Linked DNA regions of Mus musculus: region 2 is linked to region 1. Evidence: chromatin loops called from intact Hi-C (ENCODE). Cell type or tissue: gastrocnemius. All regions are shown on one strand. Each heading gives the region's core, and the rest is flanking DNA. Links, peaks and the distances in the headings are about the cores only. Region 1 overlaps Zfp469 (zinc finger protein 469). Region 2 overlaps Zfpm1 (zinc finger protein, multitype 1).

Region 1 (12,228 bases), core at 3,069-7,068:
TGTCCCTTCCAAACCTCACTGGCTCCCGCAGCTACCTAGTCTCAGTGGCCTCAACTCCCGGTGGCTCAGACTCTGCGACTGGGCTTTCACCACATCTCCTCCTGACCTGCCTCACTAGCATCCTGACTGCTGCCCCCAGCTCCCCGAGAGTCATGATGCTAGCTACACCAACACTTGTCTTAGCTGGGTGATGTGGTACATGCCATTGCTATGGAGGCTGAGGCAGGAGGATTGCTGTGAGTGAGATCCTTCTCAAGGCCCTACATGTGGCCACTGGGCCTTTGTATTAGTTGCTCGGGTACTGTGGGCACCCTTCCCTCCCATTGCCTGGCCCTCCCTGTTCACTTTTCAGGAGGGAAATCCCTGTTCCTCTCCGCTCCAGCTTGTAAGGCAGCTGCAGGCAGGCCCTCAGCACTAGGGGCTTCATCATCTCTCACTGTCAGTGGCAAGGAGGGGGCATCATGGTGGCATCATGGCACCAGCCTCCGTGCCTGTCCGTGCCTTAGCATAACAGTTTCTGAAGGAGGAACTGATACAATTACCGTTTGTCTTGTCAGGTGGATAAATGGAGGCTCAGAGAGGTGAAGTCACTTGCCTGGAGCCACACAGCAGGTAAGAGCAGAGCAGGACTCCCTCTGGAAAATGCCCTGTCTTAGAATGGATGTTGAATGCTGTTTTGGGGAAGAGGCTCAGGTCTTTCCCTACCCCCTGCCTGGGTCAGGCCTCTCTTTCTTCCTCTACTGTCAGTCATCCCAGGCCCTGAAGACACCAGGCAGCCCTGCTAAGGGCCATCCTGACATTTGTCACCACCAGCTCTGTGAAGGGTTTAATTAACTTCCTGTCTCAATAGAGGATAATGAGTTTTCAACACCATGTGACTCCCCGAGGAGGTCAAATGGCAGCCAGGATGTCAAAATAAATTAAGTTAGGAACTGGGAGGCCACTGAAGGAGGCAGGTCTATAGAGAGCTCCCCCATCTGGCTGGCTGTCTAGGCTGTGTGTGCTTCTGGCCTGTTTTTCCTGGCTTTGACTGGCTCTGGGGAGAGGGCTCAGGCAGGTCCTTGTCCCTGTTCTCAGCCACCAAAGATGTCAGAAGACAACACCATCTGAAGAAAGAGCTGGCTCGGGACATTTGCACAAGCCCTTCCACCTGGCCTCCAGGGTCAATGTACACAGCCAAGGTCTCTAGCAAGCGTGCCCTGACAGTCAGCCACCACAGGCTTATGCCTAGATGCTGCCGACTTTGGATACGGTGGGCATCAGCCAAGATCCGCCCTTCGTGTTGCTTCTCATGTGACTTTAATCTGCCCTCCGGGCAAGGGTGTGGCCAGAAACACATCCTCCCTTGGACACCACCTCGAGGTCAGGAGAACATGTCACTGGCACGACCTGCTTCCTTCTGCACATTCACCACGCCTCATCTGTGTCACCTCACAGGTCCCCGGCTTCTACCCCGCCTCCGTTCCTCCTTCCCTTCCTTCTCCCCACAAAAGGCGATGGGCCAGGTTGGCGTACTGAGATGAGGCGGTGAACCTCAGACATCCGTCACCGCTGTGCAGGCTGGAGAAAGAGGGAGATGGTGGACGGGAACAATGAGTGTCTGGGATACAGGGGAAGGTCAGACGCAGCGGGTGGCAGAGGACAGAATGAGACTGTAAGGTGGCAGTGGGCTGTGGACAGTCCTGGAAGGTTAGACGCTGGTTCTGTGGGAACCCTGGAAGGCTAAACACAGTGGGTGGGTGTAGACTACACAGGAAGGATAGGTGTCCTGGGAAGTCAAGAAGGAGGAAACGCCATGGGGTGCTGGGGGGATACCGAGTCTCCCCTTAAAGCCTATGTTAGAGCTTTTTCTCTCACATGTTCAGGGGTACTGAGACCTTCTCAAGCTATGGTCCAGTAGATGCTGTTCGATCACTGGGATGTGCAATTGAAGGGACAGGGAGTCCCTATACCCTCCTGGGCTCTCTCCACTCCTAATAACATGTGAAGTTTGCTTTTCCTATGATCTCTGACCATGGATGCTAGCTCCTTCACCCACTACCCTCCAGAAGTGGGTAGATGCAGGTGCTTGCCCACCCTCAACCTCCAGAGCTATGAGTTCATTGGAACCTTTCTCTCTGTCTGCTTGGTTGCCTCTGGCATTGTGTTGTAGTAACTGCAAAGCTGACTCAGAGGCGGTCCTCAGTATAGCTGTGGCTCGGGGAGGCTGGTGATAAAATGACCAGAATGGGACTGGAGGTAAGGGAGGCGACTGATATCTGGGGGCGGAGGGAGGTGTAGGCTGAGCAGGCCTCACTCCTAGCCCTCACCCAGATCTCCTAGGCTCACCCATGTTCTGGCCACAAGACCTGCTTCGGCCAATGGGGAGTCAGCAAGGATGTTGCATGTGCAAGCTTTTTAAACCCTTGGGTAATATTAGGCTGGCCTGAGGCTAATGTCACTAGGAAGCTTGCTTAGGCCTTCAACCATCACAGCGCCTCAGCTGACTGTGACTGCTGGAGTGAGGGAGGTGGAGTAGGGAGACAGGGCCAGGCTCTGCTCAGTCAGCACCCATGTGGAATCCTGTATTCAGCTTTGGCTGCTGGGGTAGGAGTTCCTGGGCAGTCGTCATGCATGGGTGGGTACTCAGCGGCTACAGATGAAGGCTGGGAGGAGCCTTTCTGGACGTCCAGGGCCAGCAGCCATAATCTAGGCATGGGAGCCTATGGTGTGAGGAACTCAGATCAAGACCAGTGGTAGCCAGAGAGGAAGGTCATGTGCTATGGCTCCCATGGTTGCTGATGACAAGATGCTGGGGGAACACACTGTTATTTTTAAGCAGAATTTAAGGTGATGCAGAAGAATCAAAAAGGGCAGACAGACAGAGAGACAGACAGACAGACAGACAGACAAACACACACACACACACACACACAGAGAGAGAGAGAGAGAGAGAGAGAGAGAGAGAGCTTCACACTGGGGTGTGTATCCAAGATGTAGTCATGTGGTCCTTGGAGGAGTCCTTGGTGCAAGTGAAAGGCAAGATTCTCTGGGTGGCTGCAGGCATAGGCAGAGTCCCCGTGTCCCCAGGGCTCCGCCAACCCTCAGCCATGCTCAGGTGGAGGGAGGTCTGCCTGGCAGCCATAGCTGTCCTGGGTAAACAGTGGACAGTCTGTTTGGAACAGGACCTCAATGGCAATGCTAGACCCACAGTCGTCCTCGTGGGGCTCAGCAGGGTTGGAGCAAGGAGACGAGCATCACCTGGGTGGACCTCTAGCCCTCTCTTGGCTGCAGCTACTGTGTGCCATCCTTCCCCCACTTCCATATTGGAGCACGGGTAGCCTTTGTCTTATGTCCTGCTCTACACCGTGAGAGGGACCCCATTCTGGTCTGCTGGGGACTATGGAAGCTGTGTGTGATGTCACTTTGCAGCCTGCAGTAGGAGCACAGAGCAGTGTGGATCACCTCTGTGCCCCCCCCTAAGCTCCCCCTTCCTCCCCCCACCCCTGCTGTTTCCTCTGCTTTGTCTTATCAGTGACTGCTTGTCATGGGGGCAAGGTTTGGTGGTGGAGTCCACACTGTTCTGTGCCAGCCAGCTTCCGCCTGGAGTCGGGGCTGAGGAGAAAGCTATGAATGCCAGCCAGGGTAGCGGGATGTGTGTTGAGCATGATGTCCGCTTGGGGCCAGAGGAGACAGGCAAGTCTTGCCACTATCAACAGTGTGGGCAAGCTCTATGCTCTCCTCCTAGGGACCCAGAAACATCACGGGGGGAGGTGTCCTGAAAAATGGAGACTGAGGCTGTGCCGCTTATCCATTCCCAGGCAAACCCTGGGCCTAGGTGGACTACCCCTGTTGCCTTTCCCTGCCTCCACGGAGCTGGAGACCAGTGAGTGACCTTGACCTTTTACCCTCAAGGCTGTGCCAACAGTCGGGGAGGCAGACAGTGTCCTGTGTGAAAGTGGCCTGTGACCTTGGGTTCCCTTGCAAACGGAGAGGGCAGCAGTATGGATCTCATTGTGTCTGATGCCCCACCCCCAGGGTATTGGGGACCGTCCCTTGAGGCCCATCCTAGCTCACTCATCTCTGATGCTGGAGGTTGAATGGATATGTGTGCCACAACTCGGTCTGCCTGGCCATGTACCATGGACAAGTGTGTGTTTTCCTGTGGGCTCTGGAATCTACCAGCCCCAATGCCTCATGGGAACACCACAAGGGACCCAGCCATGGGCACCTAGCACTACGCTGTCCCCTCGTATACCCAGGCAGCATCTATTCCACTAAATGTGCCTTTTTGGAGCCTGCCTTTTGTTACCCTATTGTGTGTGAGGGTGCGTGTGTATTTGAAGGTCAGAAGACATGGGAGTTGGCTTTCTCCTTCTGCCTTTTTGTGGGTTCTACACTAAGCGCCTTTACCCACAGAGCCACCATCTTGCCTGCCCAATGCCGGGCTTTCAGTTCTCCCCATACTGGCCACACTTTCCTACGCCCAGGAGCACAGATTCTGTAAGGCTCTGCAGCAAGCCAAGGAAAGGTAGCATCCGAAGCAGCCTGAGGGGAGCAGAGGAAGCTCTGAGTGAAAGCAGAGCCCTGTCAACGACCCTAGTCTCAGACCCAGAGGGAGATGGCAAAGCCTGCTCTCCTGGTCCATGTGTGGGCGTTGATAGTGTGTGCAGAAAATGGACACCGTGGATGTCTACAGCCTGAAGACGGCTCCCTGTAGAGACTGTGCCTACCCAGATTAGCAAACCCAGCCTCCTCCATCCAGCTGCACACGGTAAACCCCGCCCCCTGTTCAGCTGTATTCAATAACTCTCTCTGTTCAGCTCTATACAATAAACATGCCGTGCTTCCTGGGTGCTCTGTTTCTCCATCAGAGAATGCAGTCCACCTGAGCCAAGCTCTGTCTGTGTGGCTGGCTATGCTGCCTGGTCCCCAGGTGAAACTGGAAGTTTCTACCTGTCCCCTGTCTTCCATCTCACTATGGGCATGGTCATCTCTCCTCCCCTCCTCCGTAGTCAGGCTGAGATAGGTCCTGCCTAAGGTCAAGGAAAAGGTTTGTGGCCCCAATGATTCCCAGGGCTGGGACCCTTCTGGGTAACTCGCTGTTTCTTGGCTCTCAGTGTGCTCCGCAGGGAAACTTACCCATGGCTCCTTCAGTGTCAGGCCCTTGCCTCCCAGATACACCCCAGATGGCTTACATCAAAGTACTTTCCAGGTGGGCAGTGAGGATCTGGAATATATGTCCTGAAGGCTGAGCAGGTGTGCTTTCAGAGAGCGCCTATACATGTGTGAACATTAATCAGTGTGGGCCCCATGAGCTGACAGGGTCCCTGACTGTGTTTGGAGAGCCCTAGTTCTGTCTGCTGCACTTTGAGGCGCCTCCAGGGCTGCATCTGCACACAGGTGGCAAGTCAGGCTCCCCGTTTGAGTAGATGCTGCCACCTGGTGGTCAGGCTGGGGTTATGCCCTCTGTGTGTCTACTGGTCACAGGATGGCCTGGGAGTGGGGAAGAGGGAGCATAGGAGTAAGGGGGGATATGAACAGAGGCTCGGCTTACTCCCGTCAAACTCTGAACATAGCCTAGATGGCTCCAAGAAATTGCCCTCAGAGTCCCCTCTTAAGGGCGTGTGAGCCTGCAGAGTTCCGCCAGTCTGTGACACATGACACATGACACTCAACCCTAGTCTGAGGCGTTGGAGCTGTTGCTAACCACAGTACTCCCAGACTCCTGCTCAGAGGAAAGGACAGGGCAGGACAGTGGACCTGGTTGGCCCATTGGGTCTTCATTTTGAGTCTATCAAACCTTTTCTAAGGCCCAGATCAGACAGTCACTCCCCTGAGCTTCCCAGCCCCAACACTAAGGAGTGAGGGCCTTGTATAGTCAAACCCCTCCCCTCCCTTTCTGGCCTGGCTTCTGCCACCTTGCCCACTTCCCTATTTCCCTAAATCCATCTTAGACAATTCCTATCCCCTGGGAACCTGGTTGAAGTGTCCCCACAGCTTTGGCTTGGCTTATAGCACACAATGACCCTGGGGTACAACAGACAGAACAAATGTTGCCTGGGCCACATCGGGGCTCTGGTGAGAAGTGGGAGCGAGGACAGATGCTACATAGCCACGGGGCTTCTGCGAAAATAGTGGGAATATATTTGAAAAGACAAATTAGCTGTAGCTTTTACAGTACAACCTGGGGGGGGGGCTGCCCACGTCTTTATCCATTGGAAGGAGGCATTCTGAAAGACCCCAGCACCTTCTATGGAGGCAGTTTGGGCCTGATTTGGTCTTGTTTAAAATGTCAAAATAAAACCTTTTGACACTCACATTGCACCAAAGCTAAAAAACAAAAACAAGAACAAAAATACAAAAAACAAGAAAACCCCAAAAAGCCAACAAACTACACAACAAAGTAAGGCAGGAATCTCTAAGACTCCTAGGAGGAATGGGAAACCTCTCCCTCTGCCCACTTTGATACACAACGCTATATCAGGCAGGTGTGCAGTTGGCAGGCTTGTGCCAGTGCACAGACCAGACCCACAGCCCAGCCTGGGGGGTCCCTTCACTGCTGGGACCCTGGGCTGGAGCTCAACTGGGGAGACCGGTGGATGAGGCTCTCTCTTGAGTCCTGGGCTGCAGCCTCTCTGGCTAGGTCTCCCCACTCTAATCATCCCGTGGTTCAAAGAAGACCAGGGAGCCTGTATTCACATTACAGCACGGGAGTAGCACCAGAGCCTTTGGACCAGGCTTTCTGGGACCTAGAGTTGGAGCCCCATGGGGAAAGAAGGCACTAGGAAGGGGCCGTAGGGCTGAGGGACCCACAGGATGCTGGCCATGAAGGGCCTTCTTGCATTCCCTATAGGAACCCAGTTCCAGGGGTGGGGGGTGGGGTGGGGTGGGGACAAGGTGCTGCAGAGATCAGCAGTGCAGCTGGAGGCCAGCGCGATTTTGTGGTTGCGGGTGGGGGAGGGTGGTCCTGTCATGCTGTCAAAGACCAGGTGGCTCAGAAATGGCCCAAGTAGACAGCATGGCCCTCTCCCATGACACTTTGGAATTTTAACAATGGCAGCAGAAAAGGCAGCTGCCACTGTGTGCTTCCCTGCTAAGAGACGGGGAACCCTGTGCAAACCCTCAAACACAAGCTTTACAGCACGAGACACCTGGCCAACAGGGTGTGGTGGCGGTGATGGGATGCAACCTGCTCTCTTCAAGTACTTGACACTAGGGAAGCAGGTGATCCCTGGGCGGTAGAGACCGGTCCTTCCCAGCCTTCCAGCCAAAGCCCTGTTCTCAGGCCTCGAATCTGGAAACTCAGGTGCAGAGAAACAGGCAGTGGGTCTACCAGGGAGCTGTCTCCAATGCTGGAGGCCAGACAGAAGCCCATCAGCCGGGCACCCACGCATCCTCTCTTTTGGGTCACTGGGAACTGTCCTTCTTCAGAGGGATTCTGAAGCTGGTCAGCTTCTGCCCAAACAGCTGACTGAGGAGGTCGCTCTGGGCTTCTGCAGTCCGGCGGTCTCGGGGCTCCATAGGCGCAACACCACTGACATGGAGAGCTCTGACCCTTTTGTAGGGCCTGGACAGGGCTCTTGCCTGGGGCAAAGAGCCCTTTTCTGAAGTGTGGCCTGGATCCCCTTTCCGCTGTGCTGATGGCTGTGGCCTTGCCCTGCTGCTCTGGCCACTGGGTCTCGACTTGACAGGGGGAACTCGGCTGGGAGTTGCTTGCTTTCGGGGGGCCCTGGATGACTTGTCGGGGGCCAAGGGGGCTTTCCCAGTGTTTCCCACGCTTCCATGTCTGCCCAGTCCCAGGGCCTGGCCCTTCCTTTGTCTTCCATGGCTTTCTCTTTTCTCCCTGGGACTTGAATGCACTTGGACCCCCTGATGAACAGCGTCCCCAGGCCCTCTGGTGCTACCCTTGGTGTGGGCTCGAGGTGGGGGCTGGTCCGGGGTGGAGCTCGCCCAGCTAGGACAGCTGGGCTCAGTAGGGGTGGAGGCCATCTCACTTTGGAGCTGCCCACTGGTTGGCTGGGGCTGGCTGCCACCCCCTGTCTGAGTGCCAGGCTGGAGCCCTCCACTGCTCTGAGGGGTGCCTCGCAGTTTACCTTTAGAAGTGTTGGGCTTTACCCTGTCCTCAGGACTCAAGACCAGCTCTGCGGCTGGGATCCCCATCCCTCCTGGTTTTCGGGGTGGTGCTGGTGGCTTCAGTGCTTTTTTGGTGGGCTCTGCTGCTCTGTGATGGGAGGTACTTGAGTAGGCTCCTGGTTTGGTGGCATTGCCCTTCTGGGAGGGACCCTCTATTCTCCCCTCAGGTGCCATGTGGTGTGTGGTCACTAGCCTCTCCTGGAGCTGAGAGGGGTGCCCTGGGGAACACCCAGGGGCACACTTGTCTCCGTTGCCTGGACTCTTGTGTTTTCCTGGGAACAGGTGAAGGGCCCTCTTTTCCCCTACCAGAGCCTGCCATTTACATGGCTCAAGGCTTCCCAAGGAAGCCTCGTGTTCTGGTTTCTCCAGGGTTCTGTTCAGCTTGCAGCAGCCGCCTGTACCTTCAGCTGAGGCAGCTGAGAAAGGAGACAGAGACGGAGGTGGAAGATCCTGGCCACTCAGTGGTAGGTTGTTCCCCCTGGGTGAGTGGTCTGCCTGGTCCACAGGGTTCTCTTGAGAACTGGGCTGGTCCAGGATGAGGCTAGGCGCTAGGGGCAGTGCAGGAAGGGACACCTCACTTGGTGTAGGGCTGGTTGTGGAGGGGATTCTGTCAGTGCTGAGCTCAGGGGGACTGAAGGGCGCCATCAGCCTGTTCTGCTTGCTGGGTAGCACATCCTGGGAGACACGGGTCTTCCTCCTAGGAACCCCTGGCCGCTTAACACTCCGGAGTGTGAAGGGCTGCAGGTCGCAACTCAGGTGCTTGCCCATGTGCCTGTCGAATTGCTCCTTCTTTGCAAAGGTGTAGTTGCAGGAGCTGCAGACAAAGGACCTCCTGATGACGTGCATGACATTGGCGCAGAGCTCACAGGCATAGAGAGGCACGTGTGGGAGCTCCTTCTCCTCTGTCACCCCGTGGGTCAGGCCCAGGTGTACCTTCAGCTCCCAGGGCTCAGGGTAGACCTGCGGGCACCGGGGACACAGGTAGACGCGCTGTGGGCTGTGCACCGCCAGGTGGCGCTGCAGCTTGAAGGGCTTGGGGAACTGCTTCCCACAGTGGTGGCAGTCACGGGAGGGGTCCTTGCAGTCCTCGTGCACTGGTACAGCTTGGAGCGGGGACTCGCCGTGGGACCAAGGGTCTGGGGACGGGGCGGGGGGCGTCTTGGCAGAGTCAGAGCAGGTGGCAGAACTGCTGGTCAGAACGGATAGGCTGCCTCCTTCGGCGCCATCTTGGCTGGGGGTGACCGAGGCACGTGCCTTGCGCTTCATCCTTCTTGGGGTTTTCTTTCCAGCGTCTCCTTCCTGCTCTGATGGCTCCCTACTGTCTTTGCCGATCGAGCGCTTGGTCCTCTGGGGTTTGGATGCTCGCTCCACAATGGTGTTCAGGAAGTGCGTGAGGGCGCTTTCCCCTTCCAAGCACCCGGGCAGGTCTCCTAAGGCTCGCCGCGCCTGGCCATTTCGGGCAAAGCGGGCTGCGTGCTCCCGAAGGTGCTGGTTGTACATCCAGACATCAGCCACCTCCTTCAGGCACATGCCACAGGCCCACGGCCCTGCTTTGCCCTGCACGTGCTTCTCCCACAAGTGCTCCCGTAGAAGCTCCCGGGAACTGAATCTGCGCTCCACGCACAGGTAGCAAGTTGGGGGCGGCGAGGGGCTGTGCGACAGCTTATGGAGATCCAGCTCGCCCAGGCTATGGAACCGCTGGAAGCACACCCTGCACTTGTAGGAGGCCCTCTTGCCCTTCACCCGCAGGTCTCTGCCTTTGGCTCGTCTGGCCCGGGCAGTTCCCTCCATTCTTTTGTCTGGAGGGCCTTGTGAATTTGCTGTGACCTGGAAGTCTAGGGCGCCTGGGTTAGAGAGTTCAACAAGGTCACTACAGGGTCTCAGAAAGCACAGGTCTTGTATCTCCAGCTGGGTGCTGAGAGCCTCAAAGTCCTTAACGTAAAGTGGGGGCAGGCTGGCATTTCCAGGAGGCCTGTTGTCATGTTCCCTTTCTAGGTTAGGGGGTTCCGGGCTCATGTCTCCAACAGAAGAGGCTGTCTCACAGGCTGGGCTACAGTGTTCCAGGTCCCGCCAGGCTGCTGGGACCATGTGCAGCTGCGGGATGGGCTCTGACCATTCATCTTGGTTCTCCATCAAGCAGGAAGGCTTCTCCTCCACGCAGCTGGTTTGCCTGTCGGATTCCAGGGCCCACAGGCTGAGGCTGGGGGTCCATGGGTCAAGGCCAGGTGTCTTATTGCTTAGAAGGCCATCGAGGAGGAGGGACTCGGGCAAACTCATGACTTCATCATCCCACACATCCTCTTCCTCTCGGGACAGGCAGAGAGAGCCCGAGTCACTGAGATCGGTAGGCAGGCGCGTGGAGCCGAGTGAGACACTGTTTATCACCTCAGCGATGGGCTCCTTCGGTGATGGGCACTTTGGCCTTTGGCAGCGCTTCCCATAGACTCGTAGGTTCTTCTGAGTGAGGCGGCCATCCAGGGGGAAGAGCCGAGAGAAGGAGATGTCATCATCGAACAAGTCTGGAGGGTCCCTTTGCTCTGGGCTGGGGGCGCCATCCGACCCGTGGACTTCATTCTGGGTTTCCGGGTCTTTGATAGGTCCCTGGGGGTAGCTACTGATGGTGTTGTCCACTTCAGAACTGTGTGTCCTGTCAGGTAAGTCAGGTGTCCCTTTCCCAGTGCCCTCATCGGACCTGCCTTTGACTCCTGTGTGGTCCTCTGTAGGCTGGCTCTCAATAGCCCGTGAAGGTTCTCCACTAATGTCCGATGCCGTGGCCTCTTCTGGTCCCCAGAACCACTGTGTCCAGGTGGCCTTCTGTTCCACCGGATGCTCCTTCTCTATCGTCCCTTGACAGACCGGATGCTCTTGGGGGGCCTTCTGTGCTGGTACCTCCTCTGTACACAGGGCCCCTGGACCAACGTCTTCAGCATCTTCCAGTGCTCTGGGTCCTCCTGTGGAGGATGGAGGTGGAGGCCTGACAGCTGGCCTGCATCCTCCCTCAGGCGAGAGGCTCAGGGGGATGAGAGGATGGCCACAGGCGGTTGGTAGGTCTGAAGTCACGTGGGTAGTGCCTCCGGGACCATGCTTCTGCCTCCTTGCCCTCAGCTTTACCCCTTTCCTGTTAGGTTTCCTCTCTGGGTGGCTGGGGGAATCGGCAGGCTGTCCACCTTGCCTCTTGCCCCTCACTTCTGTCTGGTCAGGATGGAGCTGGTTTGTTCCCCATCTGTCTGCTCTCCTTGGTTTTGAGGCAGGAACCTCTGCACTCTCTCCTTGCTCACTGAGGCCTAGGGTGGGTGGGTGCTGGCTGAGGGGAGTGTCTAGTGTCCCAGCTCCCTCAGATTTCTCACTAGTCCTTTTTAGTATCTCAGGACCCATGGTGTCCTGGAGGGGAGGTGGTCCAGAAGAGCGGCCAGCCCCCAGGGCCGGGCGACTCGGTCTTCCCTTCTCAGACACCTTGTGGCTTTTCTTCCCAGGAGTCTGGCATGCTTTGGTCATGGGATCTGAAGGCTGGCAAGCAGGCACAGGCATGGGGCTCAGCAGGGATCTAGGTTCCCTTTGTGGCCGGTGCTTCCTGGCTTTGTGCCGGCTTAAGCCCGCTTTGGAGCGGAAGGAGGCTGAGCAGAGCTGGCAGGTCTCGGGTAGCTCAGCTGGGGTCTGCTCTGCATGCTCTGGCTTTTTGTTCAGTCCACGGGGCCTCCGTTTATGGTCTTGGGGGTCGGAGAAGTTCTTCTGGGGAGGGCGATGGGAGATACTGATGTGGTACTGAGGAGAGTCAGACCTGGAGTCGCTGGATGTGCCGCTCAGAGGAGTTTCTAGGGTCAAGTGGAGCCCTGTGGGCATGCCTCGGGCATTGGCTCTGGCTACCTTTGTCACATTGCAGTGTCTTGTCCCAGGTGTTTCTGGGTTGTCCTGTTCCTTGATGCTGACGTCTGCCCCATCTTCTTGGCAGATTTGAGAGTCTGGCCCTGTAGTCTCCAGTGTGGCAAGGTCTGTGGGCACAGCTATAATGCCGCGGCCTTCCCCGTGGCCAGGGCAAGGAGTGCTGCTCACAGGCCCTAAGGAAGGGCCCTTGGAGTATGTCCTTTCTGGGTTGCTGAGGGATGGGGCTCCCAT
Region 2 (12,228 bases), core at 2,677-6,676, 59 kb before region 1:
AGGCTCACTTTACGTGCTCGGCGGCGTGAGAAGAGCAGTAATACTTCTTGTGCGCGATGAAAGTGGACAGGCTGCTGAACCTGATGTTGCACAGGCGGCAGTAGCGGTGGCCGCCACCACCACCCGGCGCAGGAGCAGGAGCTGGCGGGCCCTTGCTGGGTGTCCGAGCGCCTTGATCTGCTGGGTCAGAAGGCGTATTCTCGGGAGCAGGGGAAGGAGAGCGTGGTGCGCGGCCGTCGGGGCTGTCGCGCGGAGCACGCTCGGCAGGTGTGCGGGGCTCAGCGCCCGGGCTGGCCGCTGGCTTGGCCACCTGCAGGCCGTGTGCCTGGCGCAAATGCTCAACCAGGTCGCCGCGAACGCGCCCGTTGGGCGGGCAGTAGGGGCAGAGGGCAGTGGTGCGCAAAGGCGCGGCGGGGCATGAGTACTTCTTGTGAGCCAGGTAAGCTTCGAGGCTGTGGAAGCTTACGCGACATGCGGTACACTCGTGGTAGTCGGCCAGCGCGGGCAGAGCTGTTGGTGCATCCGGGCTCTGGCGACGCGGCCGCTTGCTCAGGTCTATGGGGCCGTCGGGGACCGGGCTCGGAGAGAGCGCGGGGGCAGGGCCGGCGCTGGCGCTCCCAGGTCTCGGAGAAGAGGGCAGCTCCGCAGTGGGGGAGGGTACAACTGGCACAGGGGCGGGGCCTGCGGCTGGGGGCGGGGCGCCAGCTGCGGGCAGCTCGTACAGCTTGCGACGCCGGCGCGTGCGCACGGGTGGCGCTGTCAGCGCAGGAGCCGCGGGTCCCGGTGCGGTCGTGGGTGCGGGTGGCCGGCGCGGCGGCGGGTCGTGGCGCGAGGCGCAGTAGTAGCGCTTGTGCACAGTGTAGGTTTCGTGGCGGCTAAACCGGATGTTGCAGGCCTCGCACAGCGTGCGGCTCGGATCGTCCTCTGCGTCGTCTACGGAGCTGCCCGGGCTCTGGCTGCCCTCGCTGCCCCGGCCCGCGGCCTCGGCCTCCGGAGTAGTCGTGCCACTCGCCTCTTCCTCTCGTGGCCCGGGCCCCGGCGACGAGCGTGACGGGTCTGGCTCTGCGGCGGCACCTGCGGGCGCGCGGGCCGGGCCGGTGGCCGCTTTGGGTCTGCGCACAGTGGGCGGGTCCTCGGGCGCGCGGCGGCCCGAGCAGTAGAGGCGCTTGTGCACATAGAAGTTGTTGATATTGTTAAAGGTGATCTCGCACTCAAAGCACGTGGCACCCTTAGTCCCCGAGAAGAGGCCAGTGGGTGTTCCCGCTGCGCCGGAGCTCCCTGCACCCTGCTGTAGCCGGTTGTGCACCAACTCGGACATCTTGGCCAGGATCTCCGAGGCCTGTGGCGCCGTAGGGACGGTGGTTGTGCCCGCGTCCGGACTGAACACATATTGTGGCAGAAAGAGTGTCCCGGCCATTGTTAGCTCTCCCGGCCCTGGGCTAGAGCCAGGCGTGGGGCTGGACAGTTCTGTCTTCACCCTGACTGGATTGGGGCTGTGTGGTGAAGGTGTCCGAGACGGAGCCTGGGGACCTGGCTCTCCCGGACCGGAGGCACGGGTGGCTTCAGGCTCCTCTGCAGCCTCCACCTTGATGGTCCTGGGGGCTGCAGGGGACTCACTGCTGCCCCCATTTTGGGGGGGCACTCTGGTCTCTCCGTTGGTGACTTCGGCCTTACTGTCCAGTCCTGAGGATGGGGTGGGTGCCTTGTCAGCGGGAACCAGGGGGCTGTGCATCAGCGAGTGCTGTTGAAAGCCTGCCAGGCTGTCTACAAGAACACAGGGCTGCATGTCAGGCCCAGGGCAGGCCCTAGGTAGGATGTGGTAGGCAGAAGGGATTGGGGTTCTAGGGTTGACAAGGACACCATGTGATGCCTATGGACAGGCCCCTCCCCCCTTCACTTATCCAAGGGCCAGTGAGGCTCCAGTATGGCTGCTTACCTGGAGGAAGTTTGGCTGCTGGGTGTCCAGCCCCTGGTGAGTAGATCTCACCCTTGGAGCCTGGCTGGCACACCATGTGGTTTGTCACCAGGTGACTGTAGAGGATGTCCCTTGTGGTGGATATGAAGCCACAGTTGTGACAGACACCTGTAGGCCACACTGTTGTGGTCAGGTTCCTGGGGCTCAGGTTTAGCCCCAGAGACCCCATCCCGGCCCCCTCCAGCACACCTACCGCTGAGCGTGTCTGTGTGCACCTTGAGATGGCGTTCACAGTTGGCCTTGGTGGTGAAGGCCGACAGGCAGATGAGGCACACGAAGGGGCGCTCTCCTGGAACACAGAGATGGATCCCAGTGACAAGGAAGGAACACTGGCCCTTTTAGTTCGCATCAGTCATATGCCGCCCAGCGTCAAGTACACACCCAGCCTTTTATTAAGTGTGCATATAGCCACAGGTAAGCCTTGCGCTAGGCTGTGGAGGGACGGGGAACTGCATAGCACATGGTGGCAGAGCAAGCTTTCCTGACCACCAGTCCAGTGCAGGGCCTGGCTTGGCCAGGGCAGGCACGGGGCACTCACCACTGTGGCTGCGCATGTGGATCTCCAGCGAGCTGGCGCTGGGGCAGCTCTTTCGGCACTGGGGGAAGGGGCAGACACGCTCATTGGGGTAGGTCTCTTTGGGTTTCTCTTCCGTCGCCGAGACAGGAGAGCCTGCACGCTGGCGGCTGGCACAGTAGTAGAGCAGGTGGGCTTGCAGGTTCCGCTCACTACGGTACCAGATCCCGCAGTCTTTGCAGGGGAAGACGTCCTCTGGTAGGGGTACAAGTGGGGGTGAGGTACTGACTGGATGAGGAAGGGCCTGGCCTTGACAGCTCCAGGCTGAGGTACTGGCTTTTGGTGGCTTAGCTCTCCTTTCATTGTGTCCCTGAAGGCCCCGTCTAATCGTAGGACCCACCCAGGCACTGGGGATTCTCCTGTCCCTGCACAGGGGACATGAGGACTCAGCTCCTACTGCTGCCTTTAGGCATATATTACACCCATGCCTGCCACCACCTTCTCTTTCTACTTCTCAGGGGGCCCGCACCAGGTCCCTTGGGGCTGAGCCCTTCCTATGGTAGCAGGCCATGTACAATCTAGCACTCGGGTCACTCTGCATCAGCTGGGTACTGTCCTTCAGTTCAGTGTCTTACTGGAGCATAATTTATCCCCTGCCCCCCCCTCCCCGTGTGTGTAAACTGGACCTTTTGCATGCTGACCACCCCCCCCCCCAGGATCTGCCCTAACCTTTGACTTGAGTGTCAACCAAAGTCTGCCCCTGGGAGTCACATACTTACTGTTGATGACTGCGGTAGCAAGGATGGATGCCATGCCAGCCTGCTGGGGCAGCAGCTGGATGTCGGTGTGCACTGGGGCCAAGCCTCCAGGTTCTACTGGTTCCTGCACAGGGTGTCTGGGAGCACCATGGGGCTCGGTGACAAGGCGCACATATAGCAGTCCACCAGAAGGCACCACTTTGGTAACCCTGCACCAGAGGGCGTCATCTGTAGGGTACAGGCACTTGTGATGATCCTGGGCCTTTAATGGGGGTGCTTCCCTTTGTCTCCCACCCTGGGGCCCTGCTGTATGGCCAGGGATGACTGAGTCTGGGCAAAAGGCAGGAAGTGGCTGCATTCAGGCTCACGTTCGTGGCTGGCTGGATTTGTGGTGTGCTATCCTGTGTCTGAGGCAAGGATTGGGGGAGCTTACATCTCCAGTAAAAGGGTAGACATGGGCAGGGATATATGAGGGGGTTGTATGTAATCACTATCACTTGGCTGGGGTAGAGGGGTGTCCTAACGCATTGGGCTCCAGAACAGGCAGGTTTTCAATCTGTTGGGCATGGGCCTGGTGCTGTTCCCACAGTAGCCTGTAGAGGGCAGCCTCAATCCACAAAAACCCAGGTGTCCTGGGCCAGCAGTTCTGCCACATGGCCTGGAACCCTGTGAGCTGTGAGTAGGGACACTTCTGGCCTCAGTCTCAAGCCAGTGGCCACTCCCAGCAGAAAGTGGGAAAAGAAAAGGGAGTATGTATGTTCTAAGGTGGCAGTAGGAGCTGAGCTGCAGGGTAGAGCCTGTGTAAGTCCCATTATGGGCCAAGTGATACAGGAAAAATCAAGCGACAATGTCCACAGGATTCCTGTGGTCACTGTGACCCTGTCTGCAGGCCCCACCCAGATCAGGTCATGTTTATCAGTATCATCCCTATAAGGGCCTCTGTCTTCTGTGGATGGCACACTTGGGCAGAACTGTGTTGTAGAAGCCTATGGGCAGGTCAGTCCTGGTGGTGCAAGCACATGGCTGACGGCTTGCCAACATCCAATCTGGTGTTGGGGCGTGTTCCTTTCTAGTGCAGGCTGCCTTCAGTGGTCCCCGGAAGCTCTTCTTGCTCAGTCTCCCCCTAAGCCCACGTAGAGAAGCAGAGCTCTCAGTGGCTGTGGAGGGCCCAGGGTGGCCCCTCTAGCCCTTGTGTTCAGTGGCTGTGGAGGGCCCAGGGTGGTCCCTCTAGCTCTTGTGTTCAGTGGCTGTGGAGGGCCCAGGGTGGCCCCTCTAGCCCTTGTGTTCAGTGGCTGTGGAGGGCCCAGGGTGGCCCCTCTAGCCCTTGTGTTCAGTGGCTGTGGAGGGCCCAGGGTGGCCCCTCTAGCCCTTGTGTTCAGTGGCTGTGGAGGGCCCAGGGTGGCCCCTCTAGCCCTTGTGTTCAGTGGCTGTGGAGGGCCCAGGGTGGTCCCTCTAGCTCTTGTGTTCAGTGGCTGTGGAGGGCCCAGGGTGGTCCCTCTAGCTCTTGTGTTCAGGGGCTGGCTGTAGAGGGCCCAGGGTGGTCCCTCTAGCTCTTGTGTCAGTGGTTATGATTCGCATGGGATTGCAGCTCCAAAGGTTGTCCATCATCCTCTCAGATGGGGTTCAGGGTGCTCTCTCAGGCAGTTTGATTGTTACCCAGATAAGCTGGTGTCCCTTTAAGAGCTGGACCAGTCAGAACCAAGTGACCCTGCCTTCTGAAAGACCTTAGCGGGGAGGGAGGCAGGCATGAGATACAGACCCTTCCTGTAGATCTCTGAGTTGGCGGCTTCTTCAGTTAGGACCTGGGGCAGCATCCTTAGCCAGCAGCTCTCATCCACCATCAGGGTCACAGCTGGGCCCTAGAGAAGAGTGGAGATGGGAAAGGCTCAGTCTATATAGGATGCCGAGTGGGGGGCTTTGCTCTGTTGTGTAGTGGTGGTCAGCAGCCTGGTAGCTCATAGCAGTAGGACTTGTGTAGTTCAAACACTATGATAACTGGAGGCATGGCAGGGAGCTGTGCATTCCCAGGCTATGCATTGGTCTCTGTTGGGAACAAAGGTCTAGAGCTGTCAAGCACTGAATCTATAGAGCCTGCTGATGTGTGTTCTCTTTCTGTGACAGCAGAGCTGCTGGCACCAAGGGTATGGCCCATACCACGCAACTGCTAGATTCCTGCAAGGAACTGAGAAAGGGAGGGAGGGAGGGAGAGAGGGAGAGAGGGAGGGAGAGAGGGAGAGAGGGAGAGAGGGAGAGCACGAGCCCATGTCTCTGTACAGTAGAGCTTTCCTTTCTGGTGCAGGGTGGAACTTTTGGCCCTGTCCGTTCATTGAGAGCACTGTCCTTCTCCTGAGATTGGCTGCCCCAACCCAAGACAGCTGTGTTGCCAGGGAGCGAGGGGTAGTGGGTAGCTGAGGCTCTGTGCCCTCTTCCCCATCATATGGGCCAGGGAACTGAGACAGAATAAAGGGGAGGGGGTTGGGGTTAGAAGTTCCAGCCTAGGGCTGTGCCACACACTTCCTCTGCAGCTCCATCTGAACCTGGAAGGGAAGAGCTCTGGGCTCAGCCCCCCAGGGCCACCAAAGCTGCTTGCTTCCTGCCCCCTGCACCCTGGCTCTCAGCCCAGCAGCAGAGGAAGTAAGTGTACGTGGCCATGTCTCTGTGCAGCCCAGGCTGGAAGGCTGGGCTGGGATTTGGTCTCCGGTGGAGGATGAGACACAGCCAGTGGAAGGCAGGGACAGCAGAGGCCCAGTCCTGTCTATCCTTGGAGGGTGGGGTGGGTGACTGCTGCCACTTGGGCACCTCCCTGTTCGCTGAGCTTACTTAGCCCCTGGACTAAGCCACTCGGGCACTATGTGTAAAGGCAGAGCAGGCCTGTGTATCATCCTGTCGGCCATTCGCTGTTTGATTCAAATAAATGCCTTTCACTCAGAAACCTGCACCCCAGGAACTCTTAACCCAAAGCTTAGAGCCCCTGCTCACTCCCGGCTCCTAAGAACCGCTGCGGTGGTCATGGCAATGAGCTCACTGGGTAAGGAAGATGACCAACAGGCTGGAACAGGAGGAGAAACAGGCTGCTGACTGTAAGGGGAACTGCCAGGACAGTGCTTGGCACTCCTGGGTCCCCTTGTGTGTGATGCCCACATAGGCTCTGGGGCCAAACGTCAGGGTTCAGGTCTGACCTTTCTCCTGTGACCCCTGTGGACCAACTCTTTACAGATCGCATTCACATGGCATATACAGAGCCAACAAGATAAGGCCTACTAGCTGGGAACTCCCAGTGACCCATGAGGTCATGACAGCCCAGCCCGGTGGCTTCCACGTCACCTGCCTGCTGCCACGTGGCTTGCCATGGAGCAGGGAGTGGAGATAAGCTGGTTCTGAAGGGGAGCCCTGGAGTCCTAGCAGGTAACACCTGCACCTCTGGCTTCAGTTTCCTGTATGCCAGCACGGTGAGGCCCACATGACAAAGTTGCTGTCAGGATAGGGGAAGGAATCCCCTTCCTTGTCCTGCCACCATCTCAGGGCGGTGGGAGAGCTGGGGGCTAGGGAGGCTGTGCCCTTCTCTGTGGGCCTTTCTGCCCTGGGCACAGATGAATGTGAGGATACAGGAAGCCCTAGAGCTGTGTATACTGGCCACGGCTGCTTACTTATGCTCTGCTTGAAGGATAACATGAACAGTAAGGCATCTCTGGACCTAGGTATTGCCTTGCACCCTGGACCTTGCTGGCAGTTGCCACACGTCCACTGAGGGAGTGCATTCTACCCAAGAGCCTGCTTCAGATCGGCTGGCTTCCGTCAGGAGGTGGCTCCCAGGGATGCAGGGGGTAGGTGAGCTTTCAAGGTCACAGTTGGATAGCACAGAGTAAGCAGCAGACGGGTGTGGGCAGCCACACAGGGGGCCTCTGACTCTCACAGGCTAGCTGTTCCTGGCCCCAGCAGATGGCTGTCAGTGAGGTGGCTGGGTCTGGCCCTCCCTGCCTCAGCCTTCCACTACTCTAATGAATATTAATGAGCGGAGGAGGGTGAGAAAATTAATCTGCCTGATCCTCTGATGGGTGCTGTGGTAACGATATGAAATCTAATTATTCGTCCCAATATTTCTAAACCCTCAAACTGAGACTGACAGCCTCGCGGTCGGTTTAACGCTTATCGCTCTCCGGAGCAGCGTGTTCACCGCATGATAAAAACACGAGCGCGCACACGCACGCCACTTTGCTGACGCTGCACAAGCTGCTCTTTCTGTGGCAGTCCCAGTGCATGGAACACCATACCGCACCCCCTTGCAGCACTGTGGCATGGGGTGCATGCAACCTTGGGGAGCAGTGCTAGGAGGGAGCAGTGGTTGCTGTCCAGCACATCAAGTCCCCAGGGAAATGGGCCATGAGTTCCTGGCTGCCCCAAAACAGAGGTCCTGCGCCTCCATGCAGGTCCCTTCTCTGTTTCCGTGTGTGTGTGTGTGTGTGTGTGTGTGTGTGTGTGTGTGTGTGTGTGTGTGTGTGAATGTCATTGCCCTGCATCAGGATAGGTTGGGGCTTGGGACAGGGCTTTGTGGTCACTCTTCTCCCTGTCTGGGTCTCTCAGGTAGGCCTCGGAGGAGGAGTTCAGCTCCCGGCCCCCGGCTCCTCTGTTCAGGTGTGTCTAGGTCAGAGAAGAGCCCTGGCATCTGTCCCACTCGCTGCCCCTCCAGCCATCATTTGTCTCTCCCTCCTGGCTCCAACTCTCCCTCCCCCCAGCCCTGGATGACATCAGCCACTTTAAATTCTCCTGTGGATCTGAGCCTGCTCCTGTTCCCCCAACAAAGAGGTCAGTGTCCGACTCTGCGGGCTGATAACCATCAGAAACCATCAGAAACCATCTCTGAGACGACTTTATCTGCGGCTGTTCCCAAATCTTGCTGCTCATAAAGCCGTTTTCAGGGAAGGTGAGCCCTCTCAGGTGGGCAGCTTGCTCCAAAAATGGTATCCCACACTGCTGCCTGGGCTTCAGGTCCCCATATGCTGGGGACTAGTGCTGGGGCCTGTGGTCACAGGGTGACTCTAATTAGGCCCTCTCTCCTGCTGATCCACCCTCCTTCCACAGTGATAACAGCCTATGGCTCCTCTCTTTTCCCCAGATGCCCATCGCCCACTTCATAGGTGTAGGGTTGAGGCTCACCGAGAATACACGCTGTGTACACAGGATTAGAACCAAAGTCTAAGAAGCTCTGCCCACCCCACTGTCACTGCTCATCCATGTACTCGCCCCTCAGTCCCTGAAGGCCAGCTCTGTGCCAAGGGCTAGAGACACAGTACATAGTAAAGGGGAAGGAGCAGGGCCTTTGAAGGGCCAGGGACAACAGGGGACAAGGGACCAGCAAGAGTGAGCTTGGGTTCATGTTAACTGCATTTCGTGTTGGGAGGAGAGCAAGGACGATGCTGGCCATCTCAGGCAGAGAAATGAGGGCAGAGATCACCTGCGGGGAGAGTCACAGGCGCATGGCTCATGCCATCCCTGCCAGCCATCCCTCTGTGTAGGGTGGGCCCTGCTGCTCACCTCCTGGCCCCAGCCTTTTACCTCAGGGTGGCTTTGGGGCCCAAAGATGGAGCTAGCTGCAGGCAGGTCTGAGGCCATAGCTGCTGCAGCTCAGGAGCAGATGGAGGAGCCTGAGGAGGGGTGGGAGCCTAGGATATTTTTTAAGCTTCTCCCTTAGCTGACGGGGAAACCAAAGATGGAGAAGAAGGGGGCTCAGGCCCCCACAAAGCCAAGAGCAAACCTAGACTGGGCCTGGTGACTGAGCCAAATGACACTCCTGACTGTCCCAGTCTCTATGGACTGGGCAGAATGGTGGCTTCACAGATGTCACCAGAATTGTGAGAGTGATCTTATTTAGAGAAAGGGTCTTTGCATATTTCATATGAAAATATGAAATCACCTGGAACAGGGTAGCCCAAATAACAAATGACATAAAAAAGAGAAGGTACAAGGGGAGATGGAGCCACATGAAGACCAAGAGTCCTGGGGCCACCAGACGCCTCAGGCAGCTCTGCCTCAAAGAGCACAGGACCTACTCTGCCCCTTAGGATAGTGGCCTCTGTCTTCAGCTATGACAGAGTGTACAGGGTGTGGCACTCGGGGTACATCTATGCCTGCTGTCAGGTTACAGCAGACAGCCACTTTCCAGCTGAGGTTTCTCAGGCTGGGCTGCTGTCTCTTTAAGGCGGGGCTTGGAATGCTTCCCCAGGCCAGTGAAGCAGGGCTCAAACTATATTTCACATCTGGGTAGAACAGCAGTGGGCACAGCTGGGCTGCATGCCCTGGAGAGGAGATGCCTTTCCTGGGTACCCTCCCTCCCTTGTTACACAAAGATGGGGATGGAAACCAAACTTCCCCAGCACTCCCTCAAGTCCCAGTAAGGTGAGTTTGGGCTAGCCTAGGCTCCCTCACTCCATCCCCAGATGAGAGGACCTCAGGCCATTAGGGACTGACCTAAAGGCTGGTCCACATGAAGTCACGCAGTCTGGGCCCACTTCAGCCTTTCTAGCATCTTTTCTTTTTCTTTTTTCTTTTCTTTTCTTTTCTTTTTTTTTTTTTTCTTTTGGTTTTTCGAGCCAGGGTTTCTTTGTGTAGCCCTGGCTGTCCTGGAACTCACGCTGTAGACCAGGCTGGCCTTGAACTCAGAAATTTGCCTGCCTCTGCCTCCCAAGTGCCGGGATTAAAGGTGTGCACCACCACGCCCGGTTCCTAGCATCTTTTCTTAATGCATCTGCCACCCCGCTCAGCAGTCACGGACCCTCCCCTGGCCTCACTGATGCTATGGTGGCCCCTGGCCAAAGTAAGCAAGCTGAGCAGGCAGACCAACATAGGCAGGCTGGGGTGAAGGGCTGTGCACTCACATCCACCTATGCATCCCTCCACGACCACACTTCTGTATCTGCTCATCGACTCTTCCACCCATCCATTCATCCACTCACCCCCCCACCCTCTATCTGATCACCTGTCCATCCACACATGTGCCCATTTATGAATACACATGTACACATTCACTTATCTACCAACCCACCCGCTATTCATTTATCCACCTACCTAAAATCTACTCATCTTTCTATCCATCTGTATACCATGTATACATCCCATACCTACTCACCCACCCACCCACTCACCCACTTTAACATCCTTGACTCCCTCTCATCATTATCCACTGTGAGCTGTGACCCTAAGGAGGCTTTTCAACTGCCCTCTTACAGGCATGCAAACCATAGCGAGCGATAAAGACAGGACTACCAAATCCACTCAGGGCTGTGTGACTCAGTTTCCTTCCTGGATACTAACCCTGGACATCTGGTGTGGGTGGGAGTGTTAGGGGGCATTTCCCTTCCAATTTGTCCCCATGGTGAGCAGCCCCCAGCCTAAGAGAAGCCCGGGAAACAGGCCCCATATCTACATGCGCCCCCTCCTTCTTCTCTAAGGGGAGAGGAGGAACTGCCTGGTGGCTGATAGGGCCATGGGGCAGGAGGCGACTTCTTCCTTAGGCTGCAGGGAGAACTGGGACCCATCAGCCGAACTTGATAAGAGCCCGCTGAATGTTAGCAAAAATATTTAGACAATAAACGAAGTATCGCAAAGGCGCCCATATCTTTCAGAAATCAATCATCTGTAGCGTGTGTCTGGACGCTTGGCGCCAAAGCGGAGATAGTGCCTTGCTGGGGAGATAAGGGTTAATCAAGGATTTAATTCTGTGAGATAGAGGGGAGAGGGGAGAGAGGGAGGAGCTTCCTCCCCGTCTGAGAGCCTCAGAGGCAGGGGCTGCACTGCTTTGGCGGCGTCTTACACCTTAGTGAGGATTCTCCTTCCTGCCTTCCCAGGCTGAGCCGCCTGGGACAAAATCCAGGAGCTGAGGTAGCAAGGCCTGGGGCTCCTGTGGACAGGGGGGGGGCTTGCAGATGGCGGGAGAAGTGTTTGAGCGGAGCTGGGGCTGCATCTTCCTTAGGTCTCTGGAGCCCAGTGACTTGGGCCAGAGCCTCAGAGTCCTAGCTTTGTCATCTATAAAATGGGGACTTTGCAGGCTAGCGAGATGGTTCAGTGGGTAAAGAGGTTGTGGTGCTAAGCCTGGCAATATGAGTTCAATCCCTAGGATTCATAAGGTAGAAAGAGCAAAGCAACTCCTCTGAGCTGTCCTCTGAGATCTACATGTGTGTGTGGGCATGTGTGGATGGACAGACAGATGGAGAGGGAGGGAAGGAGGGAGGGAGGAGGAGAGAGAGAGAGAGAGAGAGAGAGGGAGGGAGGGAGAGAGAATATGAATGAGAATGAATTTAAAAACTTAGAGACAGCAGCCTGCCTCCTAGGACTGGAAGAGACAGACACAGGGCATACCAGGACCTGGTTCCCAGGCCTGGGCAGACCTGCCTTTGCTCCTTTTGCCACATGTGGGTTTTCCTGACTGAAGTCTGGAGACAGGGGCTCCAGGTTCATGCTTGCATACTGACTGACCAGTGGCAACGGTCTCCAAGTCTCTTGCTGTCCACAGCCCACATGACACACCCACCCGGCACAGCCACTTTGAAAGCCCTGGCTTCCTTCCTACAGGACCTTAACTAGCTGTTCTATGACATTCCTCCCTGGACCTTGGGCCCCTCTCCATTCTCAGGCTCTACCAAGTATGTACAGGGTCAAGCACCACTCCAGATCTCTCCCTCTTAATTCATGATGCTGCCAGCAGGCAAGGGGATCAACTCCCACCTCACAGTACAGCCTGGCTCTACATTCTCTTTATAGGCCTAGGCCTAAAGCAAGCCTCTGTGTTCCATGTGACCTGCCTGGGACCCCAAGGACTGAGGAAAGAGTGGCCCTGAGCAGGAAGGATCTGCCTGGGATATAGCAAGCAGAAACCCCAAGGTGGACATGTTTGGTCTGAGCTAGCTCCTGCTCTTACTGGACAGTCTGGGACAAGTTACCTCTCCTGGTGGCTGGAAGACTGTATGGCCAGGCCACAGGCCTCAGTC

The links. A loop is a pair of places that touch in the nucleus more often than their neighbours do. Peaks named below come from ENCODE experiments on the same cell type or tissue, not always from the same donor. Only the 100,000 strongest peaks of a DNase experiment are listed, where the experiment ranks them.
Region 2: a loop joins it to region 1, with 12 times the contacts of the local background. A loop is called at or near these places in 38 of 42 quality-filtered maps.

The regions. Positions count from the first base shown.
Region 1 is chr8:122,266,526-122,278,753 of GRCm38, reverse strand. It overlaps Zfp469 (zinc finger protein 469), which reads right to left. Exons shown (of 3, transcript NM_001362883.1): 3 at 6,104-12,228. The coding sequence ends at 7,390. Gm39269 (a long non-coding RNA gene) reads left to right here. Exons shown (of 3, transcript XR_879285.3): 2 at 558-612; 3 at 1,078-4,876. Among named protein-coding and RNA genes, the nearest start is that of Zfpm1, 9.5 kb to the left of the region's middle. In gastrocnemius, for the core only: a CTCF peak has its summit at 5,434 (motif pointing left); a DNase peak (open chromatin) is centred at 5,414.
Region 2 is chr8:122,324,968-122,337,195 of GRCm38, reverse strand. Zfpm1 (zinc finger protein, multitype 1) reads right to left here. Exons shown (of 10, transcript NM_009569.4): 5 at 5,007-5,106; 6 at 3,269-3,475; 7 at 2,514-2,744; 8 at 2,169-2,264; 9 at 1,937-2,083; 10 at 1-1,764. The coding sequence ends at 5. Among named protein-coding and RNA genes, the nearest start is that of Gm46056, 13 kb to the left of the region's middle. RefSeq lists an enhancer at 7,235-7,525. In gastrocnemius, for the core only: no CTCF peak of the experiment used is centred there; DNase peaks (open chromatin) are centred at 3,853, 4,265 and 5,869; H3K27ac peaks cover 1,105 bases.